2 separate regions of the Homo sapiens genome follow, and region 1 is linked to region 2. A link is an interaction called in ENCODE POLR2A ChIA-PET data of the cell type or tissue named here. Cell type or tissue: Caco-2. All regions are shown on one strand.

Evidence for each region. Peaks named below come from ENCODE experiments on the same cell type or tissue, not always from the same donor. Only the 100,000 strongest peaks of a DNase experiment are listed, where the experiment ranks them.
Region 1: POLR2A ChIA-PET joins it to region 2 with 5 read pairs; 5 of 35 experiments call an interaction of 5 or more read pairs at or near these places.

Annotation. Positions count from the first base shown.
Region 1 is chr1:62,602,940-62,610,939 of GRCh38, forward strand. The region is part of intron 14 of DOCK7 (dedicator of cytokinesis 7); the gene reads right to left. ANGPTL3 (angiopoietin like 3) reads left to right here. Exons shown (of 7, transcript NM_014495.4): 6 at 1,030-1,296; 7 at 1,694-3,374. The coding sequence ends at 1,878. Among named protein-coding and RNA genes, the nearest start is that of ANGPTL3, 9.4 kb to the left of the region's middle. In Caco-2, no CTCF peak of the experiment used is centred here; no DNase peak of the experiment used is centred here.
Region 2 is chr1:62,712,881-62,720,880 of GRCh38, forward strand. No RefSeq gene overlaps it. Among named protein-coding and RNA genes, the nearest start is that of DOCK7-DT, 28 kb to the left of the region's middle. In Caco-2, no CTCF peak of the experiment used is centred here; a DNase peak (open chromatin) is centred at 3,728.

The DNA.
Region 1 (8,000 bases), 110 kb before region 2:
CAGATGTTTAAAATCCAAAAAGCACATACAAAAATCCATGAATGATGTCTAAGTACTCACTTATAAAGTAGAAGACATTCATTATTATATCAAATTTTTAAATGCTCAGTACTATTTGACCATTTAAAAATTTTGTATTCAAACTACCAGTGAAAGCCCTACCTAGAAGGTATACTCAGTGATAAGTTTTGTAGCTCCAAATCTTCTAATAGTGAGTGTAACCCCAAAATAAAAGGCTGACAGGTAAGTCGAGAATACTCACTTAATTCTGGTAAGAAAGCAACCCATTTGTACTTGTATTTACCAGCAATCCTTAAAATGAAGCTTCCTACTAACTCAATAGCAATAAGACAATAGTGAATGTTTAATGAAAACAGTATTTTATAAATACTTTAATAAAAAGGATTGTGATGAAGAACAATCTATTTATATTTGTTATTTGTTTTTAATTCCAATAAAAATAATTTTTAAAATTACAGAAAAAAGTTATTAAGAACCATGCTTTTAAATTTAAAATGATTTTTTAAATTTATTCCTGTCTTTTTCTACAAAGAAAGCATACATTAAGCAAATACCAAAGGCCAGGTTTACATTTGAAGAAAGTGACATTATTATTACTCAAGTCTCTAGGAATACTTAACACATCTCTTGACTGTATATGGATGTTAATAAATAGCTGACAGTAAAGTTTATCCATATAAAGACTTGCAAATATTCCTCTACCAATGACGAGACTTTAAAATATCTATAATAATGTAACACATTTCACTGGTGAAACATGTCTTGTCATATGCATTATAGAAAGGATAATCAGACTTTCAGTTATATTAATATTTTTAACATTTTTGTGCACATAGCTATCTTCAATAAAATTGTTTTAAAAGGTATTATTTTAAGATACACTAAAATGATCAAGGGATTCAAGACTAAACAACTCAATTAGTTGCACCAATAAAAAACACTTAAAAAAACTGTCAGTGTCCAACCTGTACTTAATAACTCACAGATTTTTAAAACTTTTCTTTTCAGGAGAATTTTGGTTGGGCCTAGAGAAGATATACTCCATAGTGAAGCAATCTAATTATGTTTTACGAATTGAGTTGGAAGACTGGAAAGACAACAAACATTATATTGAATATTCTTTTTACTTGGGAAATCACGAAACCAACTATACGCTACATCTAGTTGCGATTACTGGCAATGTCCCCAATGCAATCCCGGAAAACAAAGATTTGGTGTTTTCTACTTGGGATCACAAAGCAAAAGGACACTTCAACTGTCCAGAGGGTTATTCAGGTATCTTTTTCTGATACCAATACTTTATTTTCATATCTTCAAAGTATCTTCCCACATTATTAGCTATTATCTGCAATGACAACTTTTAAAAATCCGAATCCCAAATAAGCGTTTTCTCTCTAGACGAAAACCTCTTAACTATAATGAAAGTGTTCATTCTAGTTCAATCAGGTATTTTACCTCTAATCTTCCTCAGATTTTCTATTTTTTGGTAGTGTATAGATTATTTATACAGATTATTTAAAATTGGGACTTATACAGATTATTTAAAACTGGGATACATGCATCTAAAACACTGTAATATTTATAAGAAAGGAAGATAAACTTACGGGGAAATACAGTAACAGTAACTACATACGAGTCTGTACCCATTAAATTGCATATCTATCTCCTTTAGGAGGCTGGTGGTGGCATGATGAGTGTGGAGAAAACAACCTAAATGGTAAATATAACAAACCAAGAGCAAAATCTAAGCCAGAGAGGAGAAGAGGATTATCTTGGAAGTCTCAAAATGGAAGGTTATACTCTATAAAATCAACCAAAATGTTGATCCATCCAACAGATTCAGAAAGCTTTGAATGAACTGAGGCAAATTTAAAAGGCAATAATTTAAACATTAACCTCATTCCAAGTTAATGTGGTCTAATAATCTGGTATTAAATCCTTAAGAGAAAGCTTGAGAAATAGATTTTTTTTATCTTAAAGTCACTGTCTATTTAAGATTAAACATACAATCACATAACCTTAAAGAATACCGTTTACATTTCTCAATCAAAATTCTTATAATACTATTTGTTTTAAATTTTGTGATGTGGGAATCAATTTTAGATGGTCACAATCTAGATTATAATCAATAGGTGAACTTATTAAATAACTTTTCTAAATAAAAAATTTAGAGACTTTTATTTTAAAAGGCATCATATGAGCTAATATCACAACTTTCCCAGTTTAAAAAACTAGTACTCTTGTTAAAACTCTAAACTTGACTAAATACAGAGGACTGGTAATTGTACAGTTCTTAAATGTTGTAGTATTAATTTCAAAACTAAAAATCGTCAGCACAGAGTATGTGTAAAAATCTGTAATACAAATTTTTAAACTGATGCTTCATTTTGCTACAAAATAATTTGGAGTAAATGTTTGATATGATTTATTTATGAAACCTAATGAAGCAGAATTAAATACTGTATTAAAATAAGTTCGCTGTCTTTAAACAAATGGAGATGACTACTAAGTCACATTGACTTTAACATGAGGTATCACTATACCTTATTTGTTAAAATATATACTGTATACATTTTATATATTTTAACACTTAATACTATGAAAACAAATAATTGTAAAGGAATCTTGTCAGATTACAGTAAGAATGAACATATTTGTGGCATCGAGTTAAAGTTTATATTTCCCCTAAATATGCTGTGATTCTAATACATTCGTGTAGGTTTTCAAGTAGAAATAAACCTCGTAACAAGTTACTGAACGTTTAAACAGCCTGACAAGCATGTATATATGTTTAAAATTCAATAAACAAAGACCCAGTCCCTAAATTATAGAAATTTAAATTATTCTTGCATGTTTATCGACATCACAACAGATCCCTAAATCCCTAAATCCCTAAAGATTAGATACAAATTTTTTACCACAGTATCACTTGTCAGAATTTATTTTTAAATATGATTTTTTAAAACTGCCAGTAAGAAATTTTAAATTAAACCCATTTGTTAAAGGATATAGTGCCCAAGTTATATGGTGACCTACCTTTGTCAATACTTAGCATTATGTATTTCAAATTATCCAATATACATGTCATATATATTTTTATATGTCACATATATAAAAGATATGTATGATCTATGTGAATCCTAAGTAAATATTTTGTTCCAGAAAAGTACAAAATAATAAAGGTAAAAATAATCTATAATTTTCAGGACCACAGACTAAGCTGTCGAAATTAACGCTGATTTTTTTAGGGCCAGAATACCAAAATGGCTCCTCTCTTCCCCCAAAATTGGACAATTTCAAATGCAAAATAATTCATTATTTAATATATGAGTTGCTTCCTCTATTTGGTTTCCTTAAAAAAAAAAAAAACTCTCATAGGACATGTTTCATTTTGTTCCTTTCAGGAGTAGTAAATTAGACGTTTTCCCCATATAAAGCTTTTTTCTACCAGAAAGATACTTCTGGTAGAAGAAGAGAAAGGAGCTCTTTATGGTTCACACGACTGTCTCCTGTCCTAACTACTTTGCTTAAAGTGCTCAAATTCCATCACTACTCACAGTTGTCTAATCTAAGTCTAATCCCCTTTGATCTCTCAGACTACCTTCCCTTTTATCTCTCTACTACTTAATAATAAGAATATCTTTTTTTCAAACTTGACCTTCATTTTGCTTTCACAATACTATACTCTCCATGGATTATCCCTTATCTGAATCCATCTTTATAACCCTATTCCTTTCTCATATTTAGTACTGTGGGCCAATGGACAACCTTCAATCATCTTTTCTACACTGACCCTCAGACATTCTATCTGCTCTCACGGACTCCTTTATTTACCATGAATAAAGTTCCAAAATCTACATATTCATCCCAAGTCTCTTTCCAGTTCCCCTTCTTACATTGCCTATTTGCCATTTCTCCCTTCAATACCCTATACTTCACTCAAATTCAACATACCAAAAATAAAAGGCCAGGCACGGTGGCTCACACCTGTAATCCCAGGACTTTGGGAGGCTGAGGCAGGTGGATCACCTGAGGTCAGGAGTCTGACCAGCCTGACCAATATGGTGAAACCCCGTCTCTACCTAAAATACAAAAATTAGCCAGGCGTGGTGGCATGTGCCTACAGTCCCAGCTACTCAAGAGGCTGAGACAGGAGAATCGCTTGAACCCAGGAGGCGGAGGTTGCAGTGAGCTGAGATCACACCAATGCACTGGGTGACAGAACAAGACTGACTCAAAAAAAAATAAATAACAAATTCCCCAGCCCCTTACTGCTACTGCTATCCCTTTCTACCCACCTTTCCCTCCTTTATACTCTTTCACACCATCTTCCTCACTTCTTTATATCCATTAATATGACCAGCATGTTCCCAGTCACAGAAGCCTGGAACCCGGAAGACATCTCTGGCTTTTCACTCAACTTTGTAAACTACCTCTTTTGTATCATAAGCCACCAAGTTCAATACAATCTTCTCTTGAAACGTCTCTTAATCTTATAAGCTTTCTTCCCCAAAGACTGTCTTTAACTTCAGTGCTAGATTATATAAGTAGTCTCTTCTTTCCTCCTAATTTTACGTCCCTCTCCCTGTCAATCTTCCGAAAAGGAATTTGTAATGGCTGCATACTGCCTGGACCTGTGTCTTTCAAGCTCATCTACTGAAGAAGTGTAACAGCAGAGGATAATGAAAACAAATCCTTTTATTGTCTGGAGTTACAGGATAAAATAACTTACTATATGCACAAATTTCTTTCAGAATCTTATTGGGATCTTAGCTTAAATCTTAGAATTTTACTTTAAAATTGCATATGAATTGTGTTTTATACTTTATAAATCTATCTTCATGCCTGCAGTGGCTCACACCTGTAATCCAAGTATTTTGGGAGGCCGGGGCGGGAGTACTGCTTGAACCCAGGAGTCCAAGATCAGCCTGTGCAACACGGCAAAACTCCACCTCTACAAAAAATACAAAAATTAGCTGGGTGTGGTGGCAGGTGCCTGTAATCCCAACTACTTGGGAGGCTGAGGCAGGAGAATCGCTGGAGCCTGGGAAGTCAAGCCTGCAGCGAACCATGATCCTAACACTGCATTCTAGCCTGGGCAACAGAGTGAGACTCTGTCTCAAAAAAAATCTTCATATAAAAATATTTATTTCCCCCCAAGTATTTAAAAAGTGATGTTCCTAGAAGATGTGTCATGTTTATCCTGTGAACTTGCACGTCCCATATAGTTGTGCCCTCACAAGAATGTATACTCCAATTAGAAGAGTATAGGCCTTTGGAACAAAATCCAAAATCCTTCCAGGTTTTCAAAAGTCTCTATCACCTGGCCCCAAATTACCTCTTCAGCCATTTTTTCCCACAACACAAACCTTCTGCTCTCATCAAAACGATCTACTTTTAAACATCTCCTCTATGCCTTCCTAATGTATTCCATTTGTCTAGAATGTCTCCCCACACATTTCTGATTGGCTAGATTGTGCCGTATTTTAAGGTGCAGATATCTCAATTCTTCCACAAATATTCTAGTAAATGGCAGCTTGTTCATCTGAAACCACACAGAATTACTGTCCATACACCTCAAATGGCACTTAGTGAGAAAATACACAGAATATGGCAAATCATAATAATAAAAATTCTGAAAAATAGTACTAAAAGCTCCAAAAGCATCAAAGATAGTCAGTTTACCTGATTTTAGTGAATTACTGAAAAATTTCTATATCAAGAGTTTATTTTGAACCAGTATGAATTTTACTGAAACCAAGTACACACATGTCTCATTATGAGGTAATCTAGTGTAGTATAATCTATTTCCATACACTCTGTCATCCTGGAATCAGCATATTTTCATGCTTGTATCTTTACTTCCTAATAGCATAACTCATGGAAGTCAACTAACTCATTCATTAATTTTAGAAATGGTATTCATTAAACAACACTTATTGAGCATCTACTATTTGTCTCCTTTAAAAAACATATTCCAAATTTGTACTCATATATACTCTACCTTCTGCTGTAGGATAATCAAATTTCCTTGTGATTTTTTTCCCCATCACTAACAGCCATAAACTCTGCACTTATGTATGTACTACTGAGTGATTATCAAACACAGCAGTTTTAAAAATGAAAAGAAAGTGACCCAACAATTGGCCCTTTTATCAAAGTCCAAAGTATTATCATGGCAAATCAACTAGGGTAAAATTACTTAACTGGTGCACAGTTCAAGGTCATGAAAGTAGCACTAACAATCCTCTATTATAACCCTTAATAAAATGAGGTTTTAATGACATTTTAGGAAATATAAAATAAACTTAAGAATTCTATCTAAAATACAAAGGCTGTTTTTCCTAAATTCATGTTTAGTCCTAAGAACAGTCATACATCTAATAAAATGACTGGGTATATAATTTGAAAGAGCAATAAATTACTACCTTGAAGATGTAAGGTTGTAGCTATTTATCTTAAAATACACAGTCAAACCTCAGTTTCCACACCCAATAGATGGGAATAATAATCCTGTCAAATCTATTAATACTTCATGGGATTGTAATCATCAAGCCAGATAATGTATTTGAATAGCTTTATGAACTATAAAGTTCTAAACAAATGTATATACTTTTTAAAAACAGGTTCTTCCGTGTCATTTTTCACATTCCTTTAAGTAAATAATCTCTACAAACGCTTCCTAACTGAACATATTATAATTCTCAGGACAGAAGAACAAAACTGCCCTTCTCAGAGTTTGCATCTGTTTCTGGAACTTTACTCCTTCCCTTCACAATCTAAGATAACACTCCATCACCTTCAGATGCAAGCCCCTAACTAAAAACTTCTGGGTGGCTATGTTAAAATGTTAGGAAATAGAGCTCTTGACTCAGAATTCTTTTTTTTTTCGAGATGGAGTCTCGCTCTGTCACCCAGGCTGGAGTGCAGTGGCACTGCACAGTGAGCTGAGTGATCTCAGCTCTCTGCAACCTCCGCCTCCTGGGTTCAAGTGATTCTCCTGCCTCAGACTCCTGAGTAGCTAGGATTACAGGTATGTGCCACCATGCCTGGCTAATTTTTGTATTTTTAGTAGAGACGGAGTTTCATCATGTTGGTCAGGCTGGTCCCGAACTCCTGACCTCGTGATCCGCCTTCCTCGGCCTCCCAAAGTGCTAAGATTACAGGCGTGAGCCCCCGCGCCCAGCCGACTCAGTTTTTATAGTTAAAATAAACTAGGACCAATTCGATAGAATAAAACTCAGAGTGGTATAACAAGGACAAAACCAAAATAGCAGAGTATGTGGCAGTAGCTTGAGACATCTATGAACTCTAAAAATAAAAACAAAAACCAATACTTTCTGAAGCAGAGAACCATACACTTGAATAGAAAAAAAAATGCTCCTGAATTTTCAGTAACGTTCAGCTGAAATTTATACTTCCTTAAATTATGAATGTAGTAAACCAACCACAGCAGTATTACCAGTATATAAGATTTTGTCATTAATAGAAACATACATTTACTATTATTATTATTATTATTATACTTTAAGTTCTGGGATACATGCGCAGAACGTGCAGTTTTGTTACATAGGTATACACGTGGTATGGTGGTTTGCTGCACCCATCAACCCGTCATCTACATTAGGTATTTCTCCTAATGCTATCCCTCCCCTAGCCCCACCCCGACAGGTCCCAGTGTGTGATGTTCCTTTCCCTGTGTCCATGTGTTCTCATTGTTTAGCTCCCACTTATGAGTGAGAACATGTGGTGTTTGGTTTTCTGTTCCTGTGTTAGTTTGCTGAGAATGATGGTTTCCAGCTTCATCCATGTCCCTACAAAGGACATGAACTCATCCTTTTTTATGGCTGCATAGTATTCCATGGTGTATATGTGCCACATTTTCTTCATCCAGTCTATCATTGATGGGCATTTGGGTTGGTTCCAAGTCTTTGTTATTGTGAATAGTGCTGCAATAAACATGTGTGCATGTGTCTTTA
Region 2 (8,000 bases):
GTATGCATCCTAGGCAAGCACCCATGAAGCCTCCTTCAGAAATAGTGTCATTTCAGATTGTATCTAATGTTCCTGGAGTTAAGTTGCTACTGGGTTGCAGAATCTTTCCAGGGAGAATTGACTGGGAAGTGACTCAGTCAGAGTCTACCAGAAGGTATAAAAGAAAACTGGTGATTAACAAGGTGTGGGCTTGGCCAGGCACGGTGGCTCATGCCTTCAATCGCAGCATTTTGGGAGGCCAAGGCAAGTGGATAGCTTGAGCTCAGGAGTTTGAGACCAGCCTGAGCAACAAGGCAAAACCCTCTCTCTACAAAAAGTACAAAAATTAGCCAGGTGTGGTGTCACATGCCTGTAGTCCCAGCTACTGGGGAAGCTGAGGTGGGAGGATTGCTTGAGCCAGAGAGGCCGAGGCTGCAGTGAGCCAAGATCGTGCCACTAGACTCCAGCCTGGGTGACAGAATGAGACCCCGTCTCAAAACAAACAAACAAAAGATGCGGGCTTTTCTCGAGACAATGCCCCCTCCCAGAAAAATCTCAACTTTTATTTAGAGAATAGGTTTAGCCTTCCACCTTCTCTTTCTTCTTGCACCCATATCCATCCTCTCTGAGAGGTCTTCCATTTAAAGTCTCCCTTGATGTATATTTAACCACATTTCATTGGCTCTTTCCTTTTTGTTTTGGTTGGGGGTTGGAGAGGAGTTCCATAAGGAATTGATGTGATTTTTCTCCTGGCCATTTCTCTAAGAATAACCCTTTCTGAATGAGGTATGTTAATCAATTCAGAGTTGGTCATCTTATTCCTTTGTATGATAGAAGAGTAGATTTTAAAATATAAGCAATGAGTATGCCTTGCTTTGGGGTATCTGGCACTGATTACCTTCTTACAGCATCACAGTTACTCTCTTTGGAAACCCTTTCTTCAATCTCAATCCATGTCATGGAACTTATCCTACTCTTAACTCTAGGAATTATTCGTGAAATCTGACAAATTAGAGTGTCACATCCCCCGGTCACAGTTATTGATAATTGGCTCAAGGAGAGTCACAGGATCCAGTACAGGCCAATGAATATCAAGAGCAACAGTTTCTCTGGAACTTTTAGGAACAATGCTCTTTTACTGTATTTGTTAAACTGATGGGGTATAAGGTGTGCTATCTTGCCTCTCAGTGGCTAAAGCCAACAGAGACAAAAGCAGAGTGAAACAATAGTGAGAAATATCATCCAGATGCCTTGTTATAGCCTGCACTGTCTGGTATAGTAGCCACTAGGCACATGTGGCTATTGAGTACTTGAGAGGTGGCTAGTCTAAATTGAGATGTGCTGTAAGCATAAAATTACACTGGGTTTCAAAGATTTAGTATGAATAAAAGAATGTAAAATTTATCATTAATAATTTTTTATATTGATTACATGTTGGAATATTTTGGATATATTGGGCTAAATAAAACATAGTAAAATTAATTTTATCTACTTTTTTCTTTTTTGTATGCCAAATAAAATATTTAAAATTATGCATGTGTTTCACATTTGTGGCTTGCATTGTATTTATATTGAATAGCATTGGTTTGAGCACTTAGATCCAGCCATGCCTAAAGTTATATAACTCCGAACTAATAAAGGCCAGTAAATACACATTTTTGCTTATGCTATTTCTTTATATCAGGAGTTGAATTTTTTATACTGTCCACTAAAAGAGTTCTAATTAATATATTAGCTAAGGCCAGGTGCAGTGCCTCACGCGTGTAATCCCAGCACTTTGGGAGGCCGAGACAGGCAGATCACGTGAGGTCAGGAGTTCAAGACCAGCCAGGCCAAAGATACAAAAATTAGCTGGGCATGGTGGCAGGCACCTGTAATCCCAGCTACTCAGGAGGCTGAAGCAGGAGAATCGCTTGAACCCGGGAGGTTGCAGTGAGCCAAGATCGCCCCATTGCACTCCAGCCTGGGTGCCAAGAGCAAAACTCCGTCTCAAAAAAAAAAAAAGAAAAAAAGAAAACATATAATATGTAATATATATATATTAGGTAAAATAATTAGTTCAGCAAATACGTCATCCCAAACCTATTTTTCCCCTAGGCAGAAATTGGAGAAGATGCAAAAAAAAAAAAAAAAACAGTCTGAAAACCTTATTCCTTTGGAGCCAATAAGAGCATTCTGATTAGGCAATATTGCTTAAGAGTAGGGGGAAGAATCACTTCATTTTATTATGCCAGTGTCAGAAACCTAACTGAATCCAGTTATTAAAGTATCCCTAGTTGTCTGCATTGACCAAATAGATATATAATATTAACATAATATTAATACATGTTTTCAGTCATTTCTTTGATGACTTGCATTATGGGTGAGCATTTCAGTCCAAAAGAATTTCCCCTCTGGCTTGGGCTGGTTCCTAAAATGAAACTTCATAATAGAATGTTGAAGCATGGAGTTCTTATAATCTACAAACTGCTTGTTAGTGCCTTGCAAAAACATACAGTTTCCACTTGTCAGCACAAAAGAATTGTTTTCGTCTTCAATCTTTTTTTTTTTTTCTTGAGACAGAGTCTCACTCTGTCGCCCAGGCTGGAGTGCAGTGGCGTGATCTTGGCTCACTGCAAACCTCCACTTCCCAGGTTCAAGTGATTCTCCTGCCTCAGCCTCCCGAGTATCTGGGATTACAAGTGCACACCACCACACCTGGCTAATTTTTTGTATTTTTAGTAGAGATGAGGTTTCACCATGTTGGCCAGGCTGGTCTCAAACTCCTGACCTCAGGTGATCCACCCACCTTGGCCTCCCAAAGTGCTGGTATTACAGGCGTGAGCCACCAGGTCTGGCCGGAAAATCTTATTACTAACAAAGTTTTCCTCCAGGATAATCAAAGGGATAATAAACTCAAAATAATTTTTCATTTTAGTTATCTTTAATATCTCTCCTGAATTCCAAAGAAATTATTGAGTGTCCAAATTTAAAGACATGCAATGTTTTGTATGAAATGTGCATTTTTTAGTTAATTGGTAATTTTTTTTTAAGTTTAGAGTTATCACTTCAAAAAGATAAGTTTTCCTGAAGGCAGAAACACCTTTCTAACTAATGCTTGATACCCCAAATCACTACTACTCCTACTACCACTGCTGCCAGTTACTATTTATTAAATGCCAGGAATTGTGTTTGGTAGTTTACATATGATACCTTGCATCTTTGAAACAATACTAGACATATTGTCTCCAGGATACTGAAGAAGAAATGAGGTTCTTTGAGGCAAGGTGGCTTAACCGAGATCACACAGCCAGGATTCAAAATCCAGGTCTGATGTCAGAGCTTGGGCTCTTTCCACTGAGTTTTATGTTTTTCTTTACTCAGTTGTGGGGCAATCTTCACCTAATTTGAGGAACCAGTAACTAGCCCCTTTTCCTCACCTGACTTCTGAATAAATGGGAAAAAAAGATACAGGAGTAAGGCAGTCAGAGCCAAAAGAAATCAACTTGATTAGGGGTAAAGGTTAAGTTGGAGGGCTAAATTGTCTGAGCAAGTGGGCTTTGTAATACTGAGTCCAGAATTATTCAGACGTACCTACCCAGTTGCAGGCAGTGCTGGATCTAGGCAGGCCCCCCTTCTCACCCCAAGCACTGGCAGTGCCTGTCCCTACAGGAACAGAAAAAAAAAACCCACGCTTCCTCTCTTCAGCTATTTCCCAAGAGGAAGAAGCTAAACTGCTCATGCCCAGTTTCTTTTTTTCAAACTCACTGATGGCCCCAGGGTGGAATGAGTGCAGTGTTGTCAGAAGATCAGGAGCACTGTACTGATATATACACTAATGGGCTCCTGTCAAATGGAAGAAACATCAGGAACAGGAAAGATAACACTAATAGCATACTCACAGGTTAAATACATCTATTTGTCTACATAGAAAGTCTCGATTGATGGATTTATAGCTCTTTCTAATATTCTTGATAAAAATTTATTTTTTCCATTGCCTTATAAAGTTTAAGAAATTACCCTGACTATACTCAGAGTTTTAATGGTGTCATCATTTTATCATTACAAAGCAATTATACTAAGCACCTACCTGTATGTAACCTTGTATGGATACTTTAATCTGTCATTGTACCACTGCTATGATTTCAAGAGAGGACATTTATTTTAATAGATTATGAAACATGAGAGTATAGGTGAGCTCAATGCTAATGAAAGCTCCCAAAGGCCTTTATCTATCTTATTCAACACTGCTCCCAAGATTAGTGCCTGGCACATAAAGGGTCTCAATAAAGATTTGTTGGCTAAATTAATAAATATATTAATAAAATTAATAAAGTTCTTCAAATTCTACATTTATTCTGGTGCTCCATATTTTTTTCTTTTCTTTTCTTTTTTTTTTTTTTTTGAGACGGAGTCTTGCCCTGTCACCCAGGCTGGAGTACACTGGCACAATCTCGGCTCACTGCAACCTCCACCTCCTGGGTTCAAGCAATTCTCCCTGCCTCAGCCTCCTAAGTAGCTGGGATTACAGGCGCGTGCCACCATGCCCAGCTAATTTTCGATTTTTTTTTTTTTTTTTTTTAGTAGAGACAGGGTTTCGCCATGTTGGCCAGGCTGGTCTTGAACCCCTGACCTCAGGTGATCTGCCCGCCTTGGCCTCCCAAAGTGCTGGGACTACAGGCGTGAGCCACCGCGCCTGGCCCCTGGTGCTCCATATCTAAGTTAGTGTTTACAAGAGGGTCTTAACTATTTTCAAAGGAATATGTTTTGGAAGACTTTTCCAATGGGAAAAGTACTGTATGGATGCCTTAAAGGGAAAAGCCAAGGATAGAAGAGGCAGCATGCTCCTCCTTTTCCAAATGGATATTTGCGTATATTCTCCTTGCCTTAGAATTTTCTTCTCTCCACACAGTTTCCCCCTCCTTCTTTCCTTTCTTTTTCCCCTCCCCTTCCCTCCCCTCCCCTCCCCTACCCTACCTTACTCTACCCTTCCCTTTCCTTCTCGTTCTTCCTCACCAAGAAAGGGTTAGATGTTACACAAGAAAAGAAACCAATTTAGAGAGCCCCATCTACATTAGAGGAGTTTAGGGTTCTCTGGACTGGGGAGCTAGAGTGCGTTAGAGAAGACTGAAGTCCCCAGTTTTTGAAACTAGTCATGGTATATCTCAGCATACGGCTTGCTCACGAAAAGATAAGCAATCTTTTAAGTCCTCAGTGGCTCCTACAAGAAACACAGGGAAAATTACAAAATAGGCAAAATTTGGTGACTCGTTTACCATCATATCTGCTGCTTTCCTTCTGCTCCTCCAAGGATTCACAATTGTTACTGCTATTCCCCTGTCCAAAGTCACCCATCTTTATTCCATCTTATCTTTCCCAAAGCACCACACCAAGGTACTTACTCCCTTCTTCCAATGTATTTCCATGTTAGTCAACATATTAGATAGAAAATGCAGGCCGAGTGTGGTGGCTCACGCCTGTAATCCCAGCACTTTAGGAGGTCAAGGCAGGTGGATCACCTGAGGTCAGGAGTTCGAGAGCAGCCTGGCCAACATGGTGAAACCCCATCTCTACTAAAATACAAAAATTAACCAGGTATGGTGGCACATGCCTGTAATCCCAGCTATTCAGGAAGCTGAGGCAGGAGAATCACTTTAAGCCAGGATGCAGAGGTTGTAGTGAGTGAGACCCAGGAAGGAAGGAAGGTAGGAAGGAAGGAAGGAAGGGAGGGAGGGAGGAAGGGAGGGAGGAAAGGGAGGGAGGGAAAAGAAAAGAGAAAGGAAGGAAAGAGAGAGGGAGAGAGGGAAGGAAGGAAGGGAAGGGAAGGAAGGAAATGCAGGAACATGTTCTAGCTAGCTTAAGCAGAAAAGGAATTTATTTATTCATTATTTATTTATTGAGACAGAGTCTCATTCTGTCACCCAGGTTGGAGTGCAGTGGCGTGATCTCGGCTCACTGCAACCTCTGCCTCCTGGGTTTGAATGATTCTCCCTCCTCAGCCTCCCGAGTAGCTGGGATTATAGGCACCCACCATCACACCCGGCTAATTTTTGTATTTTTAGTAGAAATGGGGTTTCACCATGTTTGCCAGGTTGGTCTTGAACTCCTGACCTCAAGCGATCTGCCCACCTCAGCCTCCCAAAGTGCTGGGATTACAGGCGTGAGCCACTGCATCTGGCCAGGAATTTATTAAACACCATTAAATAATTCACAGAATTTCCTGGGAGGTGTAAAAACCAGGGTTGTAAGAGGCCAAATTACGTCACAGAACACCGGGAAACCATTACTGCCTCCACTACTGACATTAATGTGAGATACGAACACTTCTAATAGAACCTCTGGTACTGTTCCCTGGGAATCTAGATGCACTTTCTAGTTCCACCTGCTTCTTCATCTCTCTAGCCTTCACTTCAAAGCCTGGTGCAAATGTATATGATTAGAGGAGCCTAACTGCAAGGGAGACTGAGAAAGTGAAATTTGGCTTCTATTCAGTAGAGAAATCATCAAATATAACAAGAATATTCAAAGGTGCTGGGCAGCCAAAAAGAATAACAAAGATGTACTACTCTACCCCAGTTAGCCTCTCAACTCCTACTGATCTGAGCCAGGTTTTCAGCAGATTGAAGTAATTCACTCCGAATTGTGGATGACTGATGGTTTCTCTCTTTTTTTTTGAGACGGAGTCTCACTCTGTCGCCCAGGCTGGAGTGCAGTGGCGCGATCTTGGCTCACTGCAACCTCCACCTCCTGGGTTCACGCCATTCTCCTGCCTCAGCCTCCCGAGTAGAAGGGATTACAAGTGCTCATTTTTTTGTATTTTTAGTAGAGACGGGGTTTCACCATGTTAGCCAGGATAGTCTCGATCTCCTGACCTCGTGATCCGCCTGCCTCGGCCTCCCAAAATGCTGGGATTACAGGCGTGAGCCACCACGCCTGGCCAAGGATGACTGATGGTTTCAACTCCACATGAACATCGATGCTTTAAAAGAGTAGCTTATTAACCCAAATAAACTCCCAGTTGTTAAAATATTTATATGGTGGAAAATACTTTTAAAATAAGGGAACATATAGTGTTTCTTTTATTTCTTCTTAAAAATGGGACCAGGTGCTGTGGCTCACGGCTGTGATCCCAGCACTTTGGGAGGCTGAAGTGGGAGGATCACTTGAGCTAGCCAGTTCTAGACCAGCCTGGGCAACATAGTGAGACCTCATCTCTACAAAAAAATCAAGAAAATTAGCTGGGCGTGATGGCACACATCTGTAGTCCCAGTAACTGAGGAGGCAGAGGCTGGAGGATCACTTGAGCCCAGGAGGTCAAGGCTGCAAGTGAGCTGAGATTGCGGCTGCACTCCAGCCTGGGTGACACAGTGAGACCCTGTCTCAAAAAAGTTTCTTTTTTTTTTTTTTTTGAGACGGAGTCTCATTCTGTCGCCCAGGCTGGAGTGCAATGGCGCCATCTTGGCTCACTGGAACCTCTGCCTCCAGGGTTCAAGCAATTCTCCTGCCTCAGCCTCCTGAGTAGCTGGGATTACAGGTGACACCACCAAGCTAATTTTTGTATTTTTAGTAGAGACGGGGTTTCACCATGTTGGTCAGGCTGATCTCTAACTCCTGACCTCGTGATCCACCCACCTTGGCCTCCCAAAGTGCTGGGATTATAGGCATGAGCCACCTAGCCCGGCCAACATTTCTTTAAAAAAAAAAAAAACAACTTTACTGAACTTTGATTAACATACAAAAAACTGCACATAATGTATACAACTGGATAAATCATTAATTCTTTATTAAATACACATTTTATTGAGCTTATAATGTGCCATACAGTAGATTCGGTATTGAGGAAACCTGGTCCATACCCTAAAAATTCAATAACCTCATAAGGGACAGAGAAAAGTTAATATATATAAAGCAACATAATAAATGCAGAAAACAGTGATATCTGTGTGGGCGTGTGTGTGTGTATACACAATTCATAAAGGGTCTTTTATATTATGCTTAAGAATGTGGACTCCTTGGTAGCTTATATTTGCATACTATCCACG